2 separate regions of the Homo sapiens genome follow, and region 2 is linked to region 1. A link is an interaction called in ENCODE POLR2A ChIA-PET data of the cell type or tissue named here. Cell type or tissue: Panc1. All regions are shown on one strand. Each heading gives the region's core, and the rest is flanking DNA. Links, peaks and the distances in the headings are about the cores only.

The links. Peaks named below come from ENCODE experiments on the same cell type or tissue, not always from the same donor. Only the 100,000 strongest peaks of a DNase experiment are listed, where the experiment ranks them.
Region 2: POLR2A ChIA-PET joins it to region 1 with 9 read pairs; 3 of 35 experiments call an interaction of 5 or more read pairs at or near these places.

Annotation. Positions count from the first base shown.
Region 1 is chr5:88,385,163-88,393,620 of GRCh38, reverse strand. The region is part of intron 2 of TMEM161B-DT (TMEM161B divergent transcript); the gene reads right to left. Among named protein-coding and RNA genes, the nearest start is that of LINC02060, 50 kb to the left of the region's middle. In Panc1, for the core only: no CTCF peak of the experiment used is centred there; a DNase peak (open chromatin) is centred at 3,412.
Region 2 is chr5:88,552,993-88,561,450 of GRCh38, reverse strand. All of the region lies in intron 2 of MIR9-2HG (MIR9-2 host gene), which reads left to right. Among named protein-coding and RNA genes, the nearest start is that of MIR9-2, 110 kb to the left of the region's middle. In Panc1, for the core only: no CTCF peak of the experiment used is centred there; no DNase peak of the experiment used is centred there.

The sequences.
Region 1 (8,458 bases), core at 1,462-6,461:
TTAAGCTCACCAGTAATTAATACTATTAATTATAATAAATATATTTTTATCATAAAATTCCATCCATAAAGCTAAACTAAAAATAATGTAGGAAATAAATAAAAGCGTATTTGGCTCTTTCTAATAGATTTATAGCAGGTTACTGAGCAGATTTGACTGCACTAGGCAAAGAACAAAGCAAATGGTTTAGTTCCTATAGGAAATATACTAAAAAGAAAAAAAAGGAAAAACCCCACAACCCTTTATCTAAAAGCCATCAGGGACAAGCACTCAATACAAGTTAACAAGCAGGAACTGATAAGATAACATTTATATGAGGTCAGAAGTCAAATGCCAGTCAAAGGCTTTTAACCTCTTGGGTCATAAACAGGAATAGTTAAAAGTGAGAGGTAGTTATTTATCGGATTTTAAGGGTACCTGATCATTGCCACAGAATCACCGATGATGAAACTAATTGGGATTTATAGAAAAAGAACTTTGTAGCTGTTCAAAGAAAATTAACCTACAAACCCACAATTCTTCAATTGGTAGGGAGAAAAACAAACTAAAAACCCCTCTTTTGGGAGAGAAATAAATCTGGCAATTTAAACAGTAACAAAATCTCTCTCAAAATCAATAATTTATGACTAATGTACATATCGATTAATATATAGTAAATGATTTTAAAAATAAATTCTGTATTAACAATGAAACAACAAAAATAAGCATTATATAAGGTATTTCCAAGTTTTGTTCTTTTTCTTTGTTCCTTTTCAGACCCTCTAAATTAGACAGAATATAACTCCATATCACAATATTTCTTGCCCTCAGAATGCCATCATTTATAAATTTAAATATATATATTCTAATAGCAATTATTTTTAAACATTGGAATATTGAAACTGCGTAATTAAATTTGTATCTTAATCTATCCAGAGAAACAGATGTTTCTTTTATTTGCTGTCAGAATAGTTTTTCTTTGTTTTGATTTTTGTCCTTTTTGTCTCTTTTTAGGTTTACATTCCAAACTCCCAAACGTTCCTGGTTTCTGCATCCATGCTGGTTCATATTTTCAAAGCATACCCACCCCTCTTTTTTCTTTTGTAATAAAAGAAAGCAGATCTAGATATTTCTTTCTAGAGAGAGGTAGAGGGATTGTTGTTAGGCCTGCTAAGGCCCACTGTTTCTTTAAACAGAGTCCATAATACCCTAGGCGAACATTGTGGATTTAAAATGCTTTTAAATATTTATCACTAGTATTTTATCATCATATTCAAATGACACCTGGAGTGCACTCACCTTTATTGACAATCTCTGTTCTGAAAGTCCATTTGCTTCCTTAAAGCCCCCCAAGCAGAACAAGGACTACCCGTTTTCATTCAGTTAATGTTTAGTAAAAAACCAAGCAACCTTAATCAGCATGCTGATTGCATCGTCAACTAACAAATAATTTACTACTCTGAGCATTGCATTCCATTAAAAGCTCATTAAATTTTCTGTTCTCCAATGGGAGGTTTAGCTTTTGAACTGCATGCTTTTGCTTCGAATGATCATTTATTCAATCTTTGCAAAATGTTGTGGTTTGTTTTTTCCTAAAGTATAGGTGAGCATTTCAATACCTATAGATTGCAAACATATGGAAACACAGCCCAGAGTTGGAGAATGTTCAATTTGATTTATAAACTCTGTTTAATAAAAATTCAACACAATCTCTTGTACTTTTAGTAAATTCTGAAACAGTTGAGTATATCTGTGGTTATGTGTGACCCAAACATAATCTCAGAAATATTAGTATATAATCTAAAATATCAGATCCTTTCTTTAATGCTTAAATTTTTCTTTTCTGCCTATTATAGCTATAATTATTTTTTTCTTTGTAAATAGTTGTTTTCTACTGATGAAAAAGGGGCATGATACCACAAAGCTCTTACCCTATTTGATGCCAGACTTAATACTTCGGGGGGGAGGGGGGTGGGCAGTGGCTAGTTACCCAAAGAAATCCACATTTTCTGGGGTTTGCACATTTTTTTACAAACTCATAATCCCCTGAATTGTTTTCATGCCCAGACTTGTCTAGGAAAGAGTGTATTTATTATTTTTAATTTAGGGAAATGTAAGAAAATATCAGGCACCCAAATTAACATGCATCTTTGGATTGCTAATTGTGCTCATTGCAAATTTGGGTCATTTTGCATGAGTGACTCTAATGTAGGGCTGAGATTGCCACGCAGCCAGCGCAGTGGATTCCTGATTCCCCGTGCTAATCCTGAACTCGGTGATTGTGTCAGGTGCAGTTCTGTATGCTCTAGCAGCTGGCTCATCCTCATCAATGCAAATAAGGCAACTCCTACAATCAGAGCCTCGCGAGTGTGAGGCCTGATTGCTGAGGGCAGGCTAAAACACTACACAGACTCTCACTTTCAAATCCCGCTAAGTGAGAAGACAACTGCAATGTCCCTCCAGTTCAAAATCAACCTTTCGAAAACAAAACAAGAAGAAAGGGATGGCTACAAAGAGGAGGAAAACCCCAATGTTTGGGAAGTGGACTTGTTTAGATGGGTTTTATTTAGATACAGAGATAATGTAAAGTGCATTTCAACAAATAATTATTTAGCTCCTATTCTGTGCAAGATACTTTGCTTTAAGAGCTGCAGGGGATACAAGGGTGAGGAAGAACACACTTCCGGCTTCCAAGGAACCCTATCACTTGATTGCAGAAGATGGTAAACATTAAGATAATAGTGGAACTGTTATTAAGGAGCAGTCACGAAAATCATAAATGAAAACCAAAAAACATACTTTTAAGGGAAGTATTTAGATATGGCATATTTGTGGCATAGACGTTAAGAGCAAGGCTTTGGAAGCTTGGGGTTCAAATCCCAGCTTTGCCACTTACTTGCTCAAGTTACTTTGCCTTTCTAAACTGTAATGTCATCATCTGCAAAATGGTGGCAACACAAGCACCTAGCTCAGAGATCTTGAAGAATGAAATGAGATTATGTAAATAACAACTTACCACAGTGCTTGGCACATAGTAAGTGCTCAATGTCAGCTATGATTATTATTATTCCCTTCTTAACACACAAAGAAGGAGGGGATCCAAAAATAACAGTGTGCCACAGTTTGAAAGGCATTTATTTGATCTTGTCTCTAAATTTCCATTTTACATGTAGCACTTACCCGGTGGAAGTGAAAATACAGTGAACGCTAAAAAGCCCTGTGTCTCTCGGTGGTGTCTGGACAACCCTGGCAACTCGGAACATGAAGGAGAGAACAAGAATTCCCTGTGCTTTTCCTTTTCTTCTTTTCCAAACACGTGTGCAGACTTCCCCTGCATTTCAGCCCCACCCTCTTTATTTTACTGCCTAATCTATAAAGGAGGATTAACAGCAGCACGCTGCTTTGGCATAGAGCAGATTCTGGGTGAGGACCTGTAGGTAGAGTTTAATGAATACAATTTTCTAGGACTGTGAGTGCATATTTTTAGCTCCATGCTGGGCTTCAGCGTTGGCTCTTGAGACAGATGAACAGACTCTTTGATCAGACTTGGGTGTTGCTCCAAGAAGAACCTTTTCTCAGAAAGTCGTTAGGAAAAAAAATTGTCTTCTGTTGCCCTTATTCCTAATGTGCACTCTATAGATTCAGATTCCAGATAACTTGTCCTGATCTCAGTAAATTAATTGCATTGCAACATTGAGTTACACCACTGTGGAAAGAAAAAGTACTTCTGGGCAGGAACAGATCCACTTTCTCACAAAAGAGAATGGCTGGTGTTCAAGTGTGTGGTTGCCATCCTTTCCCTTTTGAGAGTAGGGTAGAGGTAGTTAACCTTCCTGGGGGAGGTTTGGCCTAGACAACATCATAGACACTATATCCCCCCTGGAGTTACCAAACAATAAAACTGCTTCCTTTGCCAAACACAAAGAATGGTCTGGAGTTGGATATTAGCAAACAGCAAGCCACATAAAGAAGACAAAAAAAAAAAAAAAAAAAAAAAGGGAGAGAGGGAGAAGGAAGAAAAGAATAGGAAGAAGGATGGAAGAAAGGAAGCAAAATTACGTGAAGAGGAAAGCATAAAATAAGATCGCTTTTCTGCTTTAGCTTGCCAGAGAAAGAGGGCAGCCATCCACTTTTGTCATGATTTTAGCTATTGCCAGGCAAGGATGGGAAGGTGGAGAAGAATGGATTTTGATGTAATGCCAAGCAGGTCAGGGATGAGGCACCGGGTCTTTGGAAATAGCTGAGACTTTAATACCTTGGCATTGGGAGAGTGTGCACAAGATGGGGAAGGATTTGATCTTTTGCATTCCTGCTCAGGACCCTCTCCTACTCTATCTAATAGGATTAACAGATATTTTCCTAAGCAGAAATCAAAATGTGTCAAATCATCTGAGGCAGTCAATTTGTTCACAATGCCCACGTTCTTACAGTACAGATGCAGCACTATTCAAAAACAGTTTCATTTCAAGAGATACAATGCAGCAGAGATGTAAACATTTATCTTCATAATCTTACCCTCCTTTCAGACTGCTTAATTTTTCCCAGTGATTTTCCCCTCCTCTTTCACTCTCCCCGCCTCACCCCCCGCCCCAGCTCAAGCTTCAAAACATCTAGTACAAAAAAGACATGACTTCCCCAGAGGATTCGGGTCTCAGTGATCCTGATGATGCAATGTGTGCTCTCCATTATTCCTGGGAGCTCACTGGATATGTTCCTGTATCCCGCCTCACAGCTTCAGTTGTCCTTATTTTTGCATCCCTTACAAATCCTCCTTAAACACCTGCAAAGGTTACCTCCACCTCTTCCTCCCACCTCATTCCAAGTTATCAGGACTCCTTCCCCACCCTTGCCACCCCACCTCTACACTCTTTTTTATTTTTATTATTGCTATTATTATCCTCTCCACCAGCACAGCCCATGTGGTTTCTCCTTAGGGAGGCATTAAGTTGCCGTCCCTTGGGCTATCTTAAAACTGCTTTTCCTCTTCCAGCTCCTTTTGAACACAACAGACCACCGTCACCTTTGGAAGAATGAATGAAAGTAGTTAGAGTAGGATTCCAACTTCACATTGTTGGCATTCCTGAAAATCTCATGCATTTTCATTGCCTCCTCCCCACTTCCCTTCTTTCTCATTGAGACCCCATAGCAGCAATTAGAAGCTCTGAAATGAATAGAAACAATAGCTACCAGTGTGTGTAATTCTTAAAACTTGAATAGTAGACATTTAGCAAGCAGAATAAAGGCCGATTTTATTCCTCTTTCTTATCACTTGTATATTCAGTATACATGTATAGTTTTTTTTAAAAGTAGATTACTCGCTGGGTGCCGTGGCTCACGCCTGTAATCCCAGCACTTTGGGAGGCTGAGGCGGGTGGATCATGCGGTCAAGAGATCAAGACCATGCTGGCCAACATGATAAAGCACCGTCTCTACTAAAAATACAAAAATTAGCTGGGCATGGTGGTGCACGCCTGTAGTCCCAGCTACTCGGGAAGCTGAGGCAGGAGAATGGCTTGAATCCAGGAGGCGGAGGTTGCAGTGAGCAGAGATCATGCCGCTGCTCTCCAGCCTGGGCGACAGAGCGAGACTCCATCTCAAAAAAAAAAAAAAAAAAAAAAAAAGTGGATTACTGACTATAATCTCCATAACAACATATTTTTCACTGATATATTTTGGGTGTCTATTTCACCATAATTCTCTATGTGATTGTGGTGTCAAAATATGATGAATTGGTCCATTCTCCCTAGAAAGTCCTCTCCACCATTTTTCCTTCCCATCTGTTAAAACCCTACCCATTCTGTGGGATCCAACTTACACCACATCTCTTCTAGGAAATTTTCCCAGATCCTCCCAGAAGAGTTGTTCTCTCTCCCGCAGGGCTCCTAGTGAGGATGTTTATGTCTTTCCTCTCTCACCCACTGGAGTTAGTTTTGTATTCTAGCCACTGTTGATGTCTGTCTGCACCCAGACCAGGAGGCCTGGAGCACAAAGAACATATCTGTCCTTTCTGGTTTCTCTATCACTCCTACAAGAGGACCTGGCACAGCAGAGCGACTCTATCAACTGAAGATGACATACGTATGGATGATAGCTCAGCCTTCTGAGCCTGAGAAAAGGCCACCAGTACCTGTTTTGAGCATGTCTGGATGAGGGAGATGTCAAGCTACTCCTGGCCTGCTTCTCCCAACTCATTCCCACTTATACATGACAATGATTTTGAGGCTTCCTCACATTAGAATTTTTAATATTTTTTCATCTAAATGCTCGTCTTTAGTAAATATGTAACTAGATGAATTGTGAAGTGAGAGAATTAAAAAGTGCTATCTTATATCTGAATGAATAAATCATTTATATTAGCTCTTCTGTTTCTTGGCTAGTCTGGAATTGGCAACAAATACCTAAGCATCAGTACTCTTTGACATAGTGTATTCATTTATTTTTATTTTTTAAGCAGTCTGACAAGTTATTTACCGTATCAATTAGCATTGGCCTGAAAAGGAGTTGTTGTGCTACATGTGTTTATGTTCAGCTTTTGAGTTGTCCTGATAGTTTTGGCTTTTATTTGTACAGGTATTTATCTTGAAAGGATCACCACCACCACCACAAAAACCCTACCTCATAGTTTAACATTTTCTTAAAACCATACCTTGTTTGCAACCCCATCATCTCAGTATTAAATTTTTTTCTCCCAATAAGGCAAATGACACTTTAGCCTTAGTTAATGTAAAAACAGGAAGGTGTTAATCTCATTTCCAACATGTCAGCTCTTCCAGGTAGGGTATTAATACGCAAGATCCCCTGCTGGCAGCCTCAACAGAATCTTTCCAGCTGTGAAGTGAAGTCCAAACCTGGTAATTTTTGCTTTCTTTTATTGTGTGTGCTCAGGTCTGCTTCATTCATTGAAAAAGGTATAGCAGTAGCTAAATGCATATAAAGAAACAAACGGATGTTTCCAAACTATTGACTTAACTCTGTACTCAGACACTATGCTAGGTTTGTTTTAAAATATTCACACACTACAAACATTTGGGTATGTTTGATGATAAATAGCAACTAGGTAAGACATATTTGAAATATCTCCTGAGATCTATAATTTTGCATCAGAGAACTCCAGTCCATTGTCACCAATAGCTTTGTTTAATTTGCTTTCTTTAAAACAATAGTCTGGACTAAACAAGGAACAGTAGGGGCTATGTTGTAGGAAGTATTTTGGGATCCTTATCTAACAGAAAAAATTATATTCTTGAAGTAATGTGGGAACCAAACTTTTAATTTTTATTTTTTCTTCACATTGTAGAGATGAAAGGAAAAAAATGTTTTCATAGTACTGAGTTGGTGTGGACAGTGTGAAGGAAATATGTTTCCTACAGAAATTTTTAGGAGTTTGGGGAATTGGTTCTACTTATCCTACTCTATGTGTATAAACACCAAAGGTGTTTTTTTAGGGGCAATTTCAAAAGAGGGCAGTTAGAGCAAAGAGGAAATCAGTAACTATAGTGAATATATAAGAACATTAAAATCAAGTTTTCCTATTTGTAAATGTGATTAATAAGAAAGCTTAATTTTAAAAAATATGATGTAAATATGATTAATAGGTTTTAAAGAAAATTTCACATGGTTCCAATTTAAGAAAGAATTAGAATAGCCATTTTAATTTCACACAGGAATGGAATTATACGTGGCTTTAAAAAGTTATTGATAAATAGACTGTAAATACTGACAAGCTATTAGTTCATTTGAACTAAAAACAGGAGAGAAACAGAAAAAATAAAATGGGATGGCAGCACAGACAAAATAATATTTACAGGGTGGGCAAGTAAGAGGATGTGGCCATAGAAAAGTATGAAAAGACATGGGCCCTGGAGGCATGCAACTAGTCTTATACCTAGTTGAGGAGAGATTTGAGAGGAGAGATAGTGATGACGCCACTGAAGAGGTTAATTTTTGCCCATGTCCTCCCACTTGCTAGCCACATGTTCTTGTTTCATAGTTGAGACAGGTATTATTATGCCCACTATACAGATAAAGAGACACAAATGCAGAGAAGTTGAGGATCCTCTGACAAAGAGTTACATGCCAGCTCCAGCCCTGTGATTCTTTTTTATTTTTAATTTTTATTTTTTAAGTTAGGATGAGAGCTTAAAAACTGCGAAAGGGAGGGAAAAAAGATGAACCAAAAATATGTGAAATTTTTAAAAAGAGTCACTGAGGAATTCTGAGCTGTCAGGTATATTCAGAAAAATAAAGCAGGGAAAAAGTGAGATGATAGGGTTTTTAAAAATTCCTGTTCAAGTTCGTAACAGGCACAGTGCCTCTTTTTATTCATCTCCTGCCTGTACATATTTTCCCACACACCATTCTGTAGTGATAGAATTCATTCCCTTGCCCACTGGGTCAGTATTTTATTACTTTACCGGTTTCTTTTTGTAATAGCTTTTTATACTCCTTGCCAGTGAAAGTATACTCCCAGAAGAAGAAG
Region 2 (8,458 bases), core at 2,225-7,224, 170 kb before region 1:
TTTTCAAATCCTGGTGACTTTAGCAGTAAAGTTTTTTTTTTTTTTCTCCTTCCTCTTTTTCATTCAGTATCCATTATGTATCTGTTGGATATTTTGTTCCATGTCATTACAGCCCTCACTCTGGGACATAATTTGGTGGAGCAGAAACTCTCTAGAACATTGATGGTGACTGTGGCAAAAATAAAAGAAAGAATGGAAGAATATGGACTGATTCTTTTTTTTTTTTTTTGAGATGGAGTCTCTCTCTGTTGCCCAGGCTGCAGTGCAGTGACATGATCTTGGCTCACTGCAACCTCCACCTCCTGGGTTCAAGTGATTCTTCTGCCTCAGCCTCCAGAATAGCTGGGACTACAGGCTCATGTCACCACGACCGGCTAATTTTTGTATTTTTAGTAGAGATGGGGTTTCGCCATCTTGGCCAGGCTGGTCTCAAACTCCTGACCTCGTGAACCACCCGCCTCGGCCTCCCAATATGCTGGGATTAGAGGTGTGAGCCACCGTGCCCAGCCTGGACTGATTCTTGAAGCTTTCTCTTGCAAGACAACTATTACGTATTTCGTTAGCCAAAGCAATTCACGTATCTAGCCTGACTTCATGAAGGCAGGAGGTATAACCCTTCTGTAGTGAGAGACACAGGATATTAGTCAACATTAATACAGTCTATCATGCTCATTAATATTTTTAAAGCACATCTGTGTGTCAAGTCATTAGATGCCTTATAGACTTTGATCCCAGTCAGAGTTTAGCGAGGTTGTCTTTATCTGTGCCTCCAACTTGCTCCTTTTTTAGGTTTCAAGAATTTAACAAATGCCTGATATATACTGAATATTTAGTGAACATTCATCATATAAAGGGACAAAAATGGAACAATTAATACAATATTTAAATTTGGGCAGGTGCCTAAAATTCTCAGGATGTGATGTCCAAATACTGACTAGGTTCATTTTGGATCTTGGAAGGGTCTCGTTGATAATCTACATCAACTCCATTATATAACAGATGATTCAGTTGAAGTGTGAAGACATTAAATAACACCATTCTAACGCTAGGTATGAAAATAGGGTTAATTGTGTCCAGTTTGTATTTTGGAAATGGTGTTGAGTTTGGGATGTCTTTTAGGTAAGTCTAGATAAATGCTCAAATGATGCCATCTTACAGATTTCTGCGTTGGAGATACATATTGCTTAATATCTAAAATTTCTAGGACTCTACGGAAAATTTAAGATAGTTACAAAGTAACTACAGATATAAAACTTTAATTTACTTTATTTCCCTTGTGGTTCCATTGGGGTAGGAGTTCTTTGCCTAATTTCTAGCTCTCCTGCAAGCTTGAAGTCATTTTGAATGCTACTGTGTTGACTATTTCTCCTGCAGAAGCCATTTTCTAAAACCAGTTATACTCATAAAAGCATCTTGCAGCTGATATAAGATTATATAATGTAAATTGCCAAGATGTGGGTGACTGCTCCCATCTCTAAAAAATCTAATTACGCATTTGGATTTTATTTTTATTAACTCTAGAATCAAAAGTTCCAAACTTAAGAAAAAGAGATTGGCTGAGTACAGGCAAATCTACAACACTGCATTCCCTACCATGTAGTAAAAAGTTAATGAAAAAAAAACGAAAACTTTCATCCTTAAGATACTTTTATTCTAGGAGCAATATTTTATTCTAATTAAACTTCACAGTAACCCAACAGGGGTAAGTAATGGGCGAATATTCCCTTTTTATAGGTTAAAAAATCAAGGCACAAGCAGGTTAAAGGAGACGCCAGCCAAAATTCACACAATGAGTCACTAACGGAACCAAGAAGACATGATGCTTTTTTCTTCCAAGATGGTGCCCTAGACATGTAGCCACTGTCACCATGATTATACATTTTGATAAATGACAAAAATTAGAAAAGCATCTTGGTCTAAATATCTGAAATGAAACCTACATTGTATATGTGGCAATTATCTTGGTGGAAACAAGAAATTGCTTGTATTTTCAAAAGCATCCTCCACAATATTTTATTTTTCCCATTTTCTTTGTATTCAAAAATATCTATTGTCCAATGTCAAATAAATGCAAATATTAACTGTGATACAAAGTAGCATTTGTGCCACTAGCCACTGGTACCATTAAAAACCTTCATGTGTGAATGGGTGTTTAATTAGGCTGTATTAGATTAATCCCATGTCTCCATTGGTTGTAACAAATGAAAAGATAGTGTGCACTGTCATGGGGATAGACATTTAAAGCTCAATGTAACTTTCATATTTTTCTATGTGATCGATCAGCTAGGACTTCCTTTTAATTTAATGAAAATTTGGTTTGTAAATCAGATAACCTTTTTAATTGCAAGAAATGCAAAGCAGGAATTTTTTTTTTTTTTTTTTTTTAAGGATTGACATTACCTTTGTTGTTTGATACATTAAAACAAGACCCATAAGGGACAGCTCTAAACAATGAACTTCATATAAAATAGATAAAAGCTTGCTCCTTGGGCCTACATAGAAATTCAGACAGAGGTTTGGAAAGAAAAGCCTAATACTTCTAATATGATAATACTGCCTAGGTAGCAGTAGAATATTTGTTATAAAAGGTCTTAAATGTCATTTCCTAATGACATTTTGAGGTAATTTTAACCACTCTTAAAATAATTGCATGTAGATTATAGTTATTGTATAAGAAAAGACTTGCCTCCAATTTAAACAATATTGGGAAGTCAAATATAAATTTAAGTAGTGAAACTTAATTTTTAAAACAGAAAAATATTCCAGCCGACACGTAAGTTTTGCTTTGTCACTGTACTGTATTCTGTTCAGTAGAACAAAGACCGGATGCATAATGAGCCAATGTAAATGAGGTCAAATCAGCAAAAGCATAGTGGGGGAGGGGAAGGTGTAAAATATGACAGTCAATATAATGACCAGGGAGTAGAGAATTTAAATGTTTAATGCCTACACATTCAGATTCATTTTTCTGTCATCGCTTTGAATGGGTAGACTGAGGAGCTTCAAAGTCCAGAATGAAAACATCATCCTGTGGACCAAAAGAATTATTAATATTATTTAATGGCACGGATATGATCTGCACTTACAATCATCTTCTTTCCATCACTCCCCACTGCCCCCCTCCACCCGGGGTGGGTCGGGGGAAAGAAAGGTGGTCATAATAAGAGATAATTAGAAAATGCTCTAAGTATTTATTTGGGGCTTTCTGTCTTACCCTCCTGCACTGCATGCCAGCTTCCCATCTCCCAGCCATGATGGAAGCTCAGAACACAATAGAAACACAGCAACGATATGAATTGCAAATACATGTGTATCTTTCCACACAACCTATCTTACTTACTCTTAATAAAATGAGTATCTTCTAAAAAATTTCTGGAGCTGTAAATTGCTTTACTATTGATGACGGGCTTTGGAAAAATACCACACATGCCTTACGATCAACTAGACAGAGTTGTGTTAAACAGAATTGCTTAGCTCTTGTCTGTAAATTACTCCCCTCCCTCTCCAATAAAGGAATGAATCTTGCTTAATAATCTGTACTGCTTAGCATGTGTTGCAACTATACATGTGCAAATCTGGGTATTTTATATATCCCACACTTTAGGACTATAACAAGCCTTTATCGTAATGTTCTCATATTTAACATTTTCCTACATAGAACGTGAATTTTCAAGAATACTGGCATAAAGATCATTTAATGTATTGTCCCCTGCCATCGTATTTTCTCTCATATGCAGGTCCAAAATATTGCTGTCTTGAAAGATATTCATAAAATTCATTTCAGTGTCTAGCCGACTTAACACATAGTAATTAAACTGGAGCTATAAACAGCAAATGTACATAGACTTCTCTGATTTCAATGTTACATTAAACTAGTGAATATTAATCCCTAAAAATAAGTGCATTGATAATATGAAGGTAGAATTCTATGCGGGGAAGGGGAGTGGGTAGATGGGAAATGGTTAGAGAATTATTGTAAAGTAAGTTAAATTTCTGATTTTGCTGTTAATTAAATTATTCAAAAGACTGTTTTTACAGCTTGAAAAAAAGGAAAAAGAGACTTATTTGGCACTGGCAATGGCTACTAAAAGGCTGCTGTTAAACTAGCACCAAGAATGGGAGGGGTATGTATGTTGAGGGCTGGGGGAACACAGGAACTTGAATACTTGCTTTGTAAATATTTAAGTTTTTTGCAGGCTAGCATCTAAAGAAGAAATAAAATATTTGCCTTTTACCTTTGAACCCTTTCGTGAAATATCCTAATGTTGCCAAATGTGAATATAGTGAACTTAATCAGCAAATTTGACTTAGATTTATGAACTTTTTCATTCTAAATGCATTTACATATACACAAGCACATATATGTTCATAAATTTATTTTATTACATCCATTTTGCACAAACGGAACCTTAAGCAGTTGAAGTACTAAAAAAGCCAATCAAAATACTCTTCATATATCCTTAAGTCCATAAACCTCTTTAAATTGTCTCTTTTAAAAAACAGCTAAATTATGGAAATGCAGTCTGCATTACAGAATATTTGCCAGTTATATCTTGATTCTTATTTGAAACTCCCACAAGAATATAGGCATGACAGTAATATAAACCATAGAAACAGGCAAAAAAAAAGTAGAACACAGGGACTTGTAAATAAATCCATGAATATCAAGAAGCACAGATGCTGAGATTATGCATTTTTACCAGTACAGTTCTGTGCTTGTAAACTATAAGACCAGACATTTGTAAGATGCCGTGTAGCAGGCCCTGCTGAGGGCGGGAGAGGTAGGAGAGACTCTGAGAAAGGTGGGGCGGAGGGAAGAAGGGAGGGAAAATGAGTGAGAGGCAGAGAGAGAGAGATTGAGAATAAGGAGGGGGACACATAGCCAGACACAATAACGCATAATAATGTTAACATTCCTGCATGTCTAATGGCTTAAATATGCTGAGTGCCTCACTCCAGCCCCACACCACAGATGATGTCAAAGAACCATTTAATATTTTATCAACAGTCCTTCTTTGAACCAAAAAAATTTTTTTTCTTTTAAAAGAGATTCAGGGGTTTCCTAGCATGAAAAAAATTAAATGCCTTGAAAGGCAAAATTTTAAGACAAAACAATATTTGTGAATACCTCATGTTCAGCAAGATTCACACCATTCTCCAATGCATCTTACATTATTTACATCTTAGCAATGTCAACATGTCTTATTTACCAAGGAAACATAAAATCATATTTTAGCTTCTTTTCTTTAAACATTAGTAATGTATGGCTATTTTTAAAATGTAAAAAAACCTATTGATTGAATTATTATTATAATATCAGTTGGACTTTTAGGGGTTTTTTTTGGTGGAAAATATTGTTTTCTTGTTTGACGGATACTATGCCTGTAACAAAGAATGACTGAATTGTCTTAACAAAGAAGATGAAGGCTGTATGTGTTAGTTACAATAGAATAACCACCTTCCAGATCTCTTAAATCCACAATATATGTAGTGTGGGTCCTGAGTGGCTTTTGTTTTCAATGTCTTTTGTAAGCTTTTAGGTTTTTTTCTGCATCAAATGTCAAGTTAATTTACAGGGCGCTATTACTGATATGTTTCCTTGGTTTGTGGTTTTCTGTGAAAGGCAGGCAGCTGAGACCAAGTCTTAGGCTGCGGGGGAGGGGCAGCCAGCGAGCCCATAACACATACACAGTGCCAGGGTCTGTAAATTGGCTGCCTGTATGACAGCGGGCCCAGGGAAACCTCTAGTCTTCATTTGCATGCTGAAGAATATCCAGGATTAAACCGGACTGATTTTCATACAGGATTTAGACCTGACATTTATTATTCGGTTCACAGACCTCTTGAAGGAAAGTTTGTTTTCCACTCATAGATGAAAAATCTTCTAAGATAAATAAAGTCTGGCTTAGCAGTAACAGTAAATAAATATCTTTCCTGTATTTCTTATGAATTTATCATATATGATTGCCAGACAGATGTTTGCCACCAAATTATTATATTTTGCTCTTTAACAATTTTGAAGAAAAATATCTATCAAGCCCCCATGCTTGCAGTGTTTATAAAATGTATTCATTTAATTCTGGAAGTTGATTTTTCATAAATAAAATTCAGAGACAGACACTTGATTTTTAGAACAAATTAAAACAATATTGGAGCGGTAAAATACTCCAAAATGCTTAATTTTGCATCTGCTTTATGTGTTTTTATGAGCACAGAGAAGATTTTGGTTGTACTGTAAGCATCCATTACGTACTTTTATATAAAACATGAAAATTATAAATGAATGCTACATATGAGCCCTATCTACTAAATTTATAACATAGATAGTTCATTTCCATTGCCAAATAGGTCCATAAAGTATTCTGGTGTCTTTCAACATTTAGGTATTAATTGTTTGTCCAGACAAACACTTATAATCCAATACTTTGGCAATATTTTAACTAAACCAAGATTTAATTTCTAAAGTTCAAACAAAACATATTTTGACATGCTACCAATATGAAGAAGCATGATAGAGCTGCTTTACATTTTCTAAAATGCATTTTTGATGTGGACCAGAATAAAGACTTCAAATAGTGATTAAGCAGGCCCAGAAGAAATTTAGGATTCCTCATGTATTAATAAACAGTATAGATTTTAAAAGTCATGGAAAATATACTTTATATATTTAATAAACGTAAGGTAAAAATAATACAAATGTCAGTAATTAAACATATTATTGTTCCTGTCAGTGCAGATGGAGGAAACACTATAAAATCTGCTATGTATTTGAATTTTTAATGTGTCAATGGAACTTTTGAAAATGTGTTCTGGTATTGATTTCTTTATGAATATTAACTTATTCATAACAAATCTTAAATATGTAAAATATAAGATATATTTCTTGGAAATTTGTCTTTGTTTTAATGTTGCATTTTATTATAAATATACATATGAATCACATTTACTTCCTCAAATGAATTTATGATATACCCAGTAAGAAGTATATATTATTGAAGTTTTAGATAGAATATATCAATGAATTTTTTAATGGTGAGATATCAGTATTGTATATACCAATCAGTTTATTAACCAAGCATTTAATAAATGAACATAATGAGTCTGTCTAGTTTTGCCTTGATTCAATTACCATATAAGAACATGCACACAAATGATCTGACTGTACCAAAAATTAGGGACAACCAAACAGTAGAAATTATTGTGAAAAGATTTTGGTCATCTTGTGTATAGAAGTATTTCTGCCTTATATGTATGTAAATTGCAAATGTTAACATAAATATTATTGTAAAATGTGTCTACACATGCAAAGTGAAGAGAATCAAGGCAATTATTTGAACAATTCAGGATAAACCCCTCACTTTTGCTTGCAATAGATAATTGAGGCAAAAGTGTTTTTCCCTTGAATTATCTGGATGATTGCATCAATTCTTCACTTCTCTTTATACATGTATATAGACATGGCAATCGTGTGTCTTCAGAAAGTGTCACTTTAAGAAACATGCAAATGCAGAACACATTCATTGAGACATCGCTAACTTATAGGCTTAATATACCACTGAACTTGTTTATTAATCAAATTGGGACCTTAAAAGAGAGGAAGTGTTAAATATATTTTTCTAAGCAATTATTTCTAAAGCAACATACAGTGATATTTAGATGTAACATACAATTATACATGCATCATGCAAACTAGGTTTCTCCAACCTACTCTGGCATACTAATGCCCCAGTATTCCTCATTATTATTTCTATCAGCAGTATACTTCCACAGTAGGCCCTGCTAATTGTATGAAGAGTATTCACGATGGTGTGTTGCCAATATAGTACTGAGGAACATTTAATTGCGAAGGTTTGACCCTCAGCCCGAAATCCTGAAAGTATATGCTAGAGAAAAAGGAATTCTGAATTCAGTTGGTTGGAATGAGGAAGATCATTTTCAATCAAGCCAGTTTTTAATGACTTTATTGTTAACACCCTTAAAAATATGGCTGATACAATGACTTGCATGCACACAGTTATTTCGTCTTTTTAGTGACTGCATGAGAAATAGGTATTAATTGCTCTGCCATTTAAAATTCTCGATACAATTCACATTTACTCACTTTAAACTCAAGATGTCTCTCAATCAAATTATGGGGCTCTTTATATCTTCAATGTAATTAGGATTGTACAGTATTCATGACAAACATACTGAACAAGGAAGAGGATTCCTACTTGGTAATCATTGTAAATATGAAATTGTCAAGCTAGTCCTAATTAGTCACTGAGATAAAGATTATATGCAAGTCTCTAAGAGGTGCTACAGACTAAGAACAAAATTCAAAAATACCACAATTAGATTATTGTTTCAAATGCTTATGCTTAATAAAGTTGGTGGACCATGTTTGCCAAATAATTTTGTCAGGCAAGCGGTCATAGTTTAAAAGTAATTAAGCAATTCAGCCTCATCGTAAAATGGC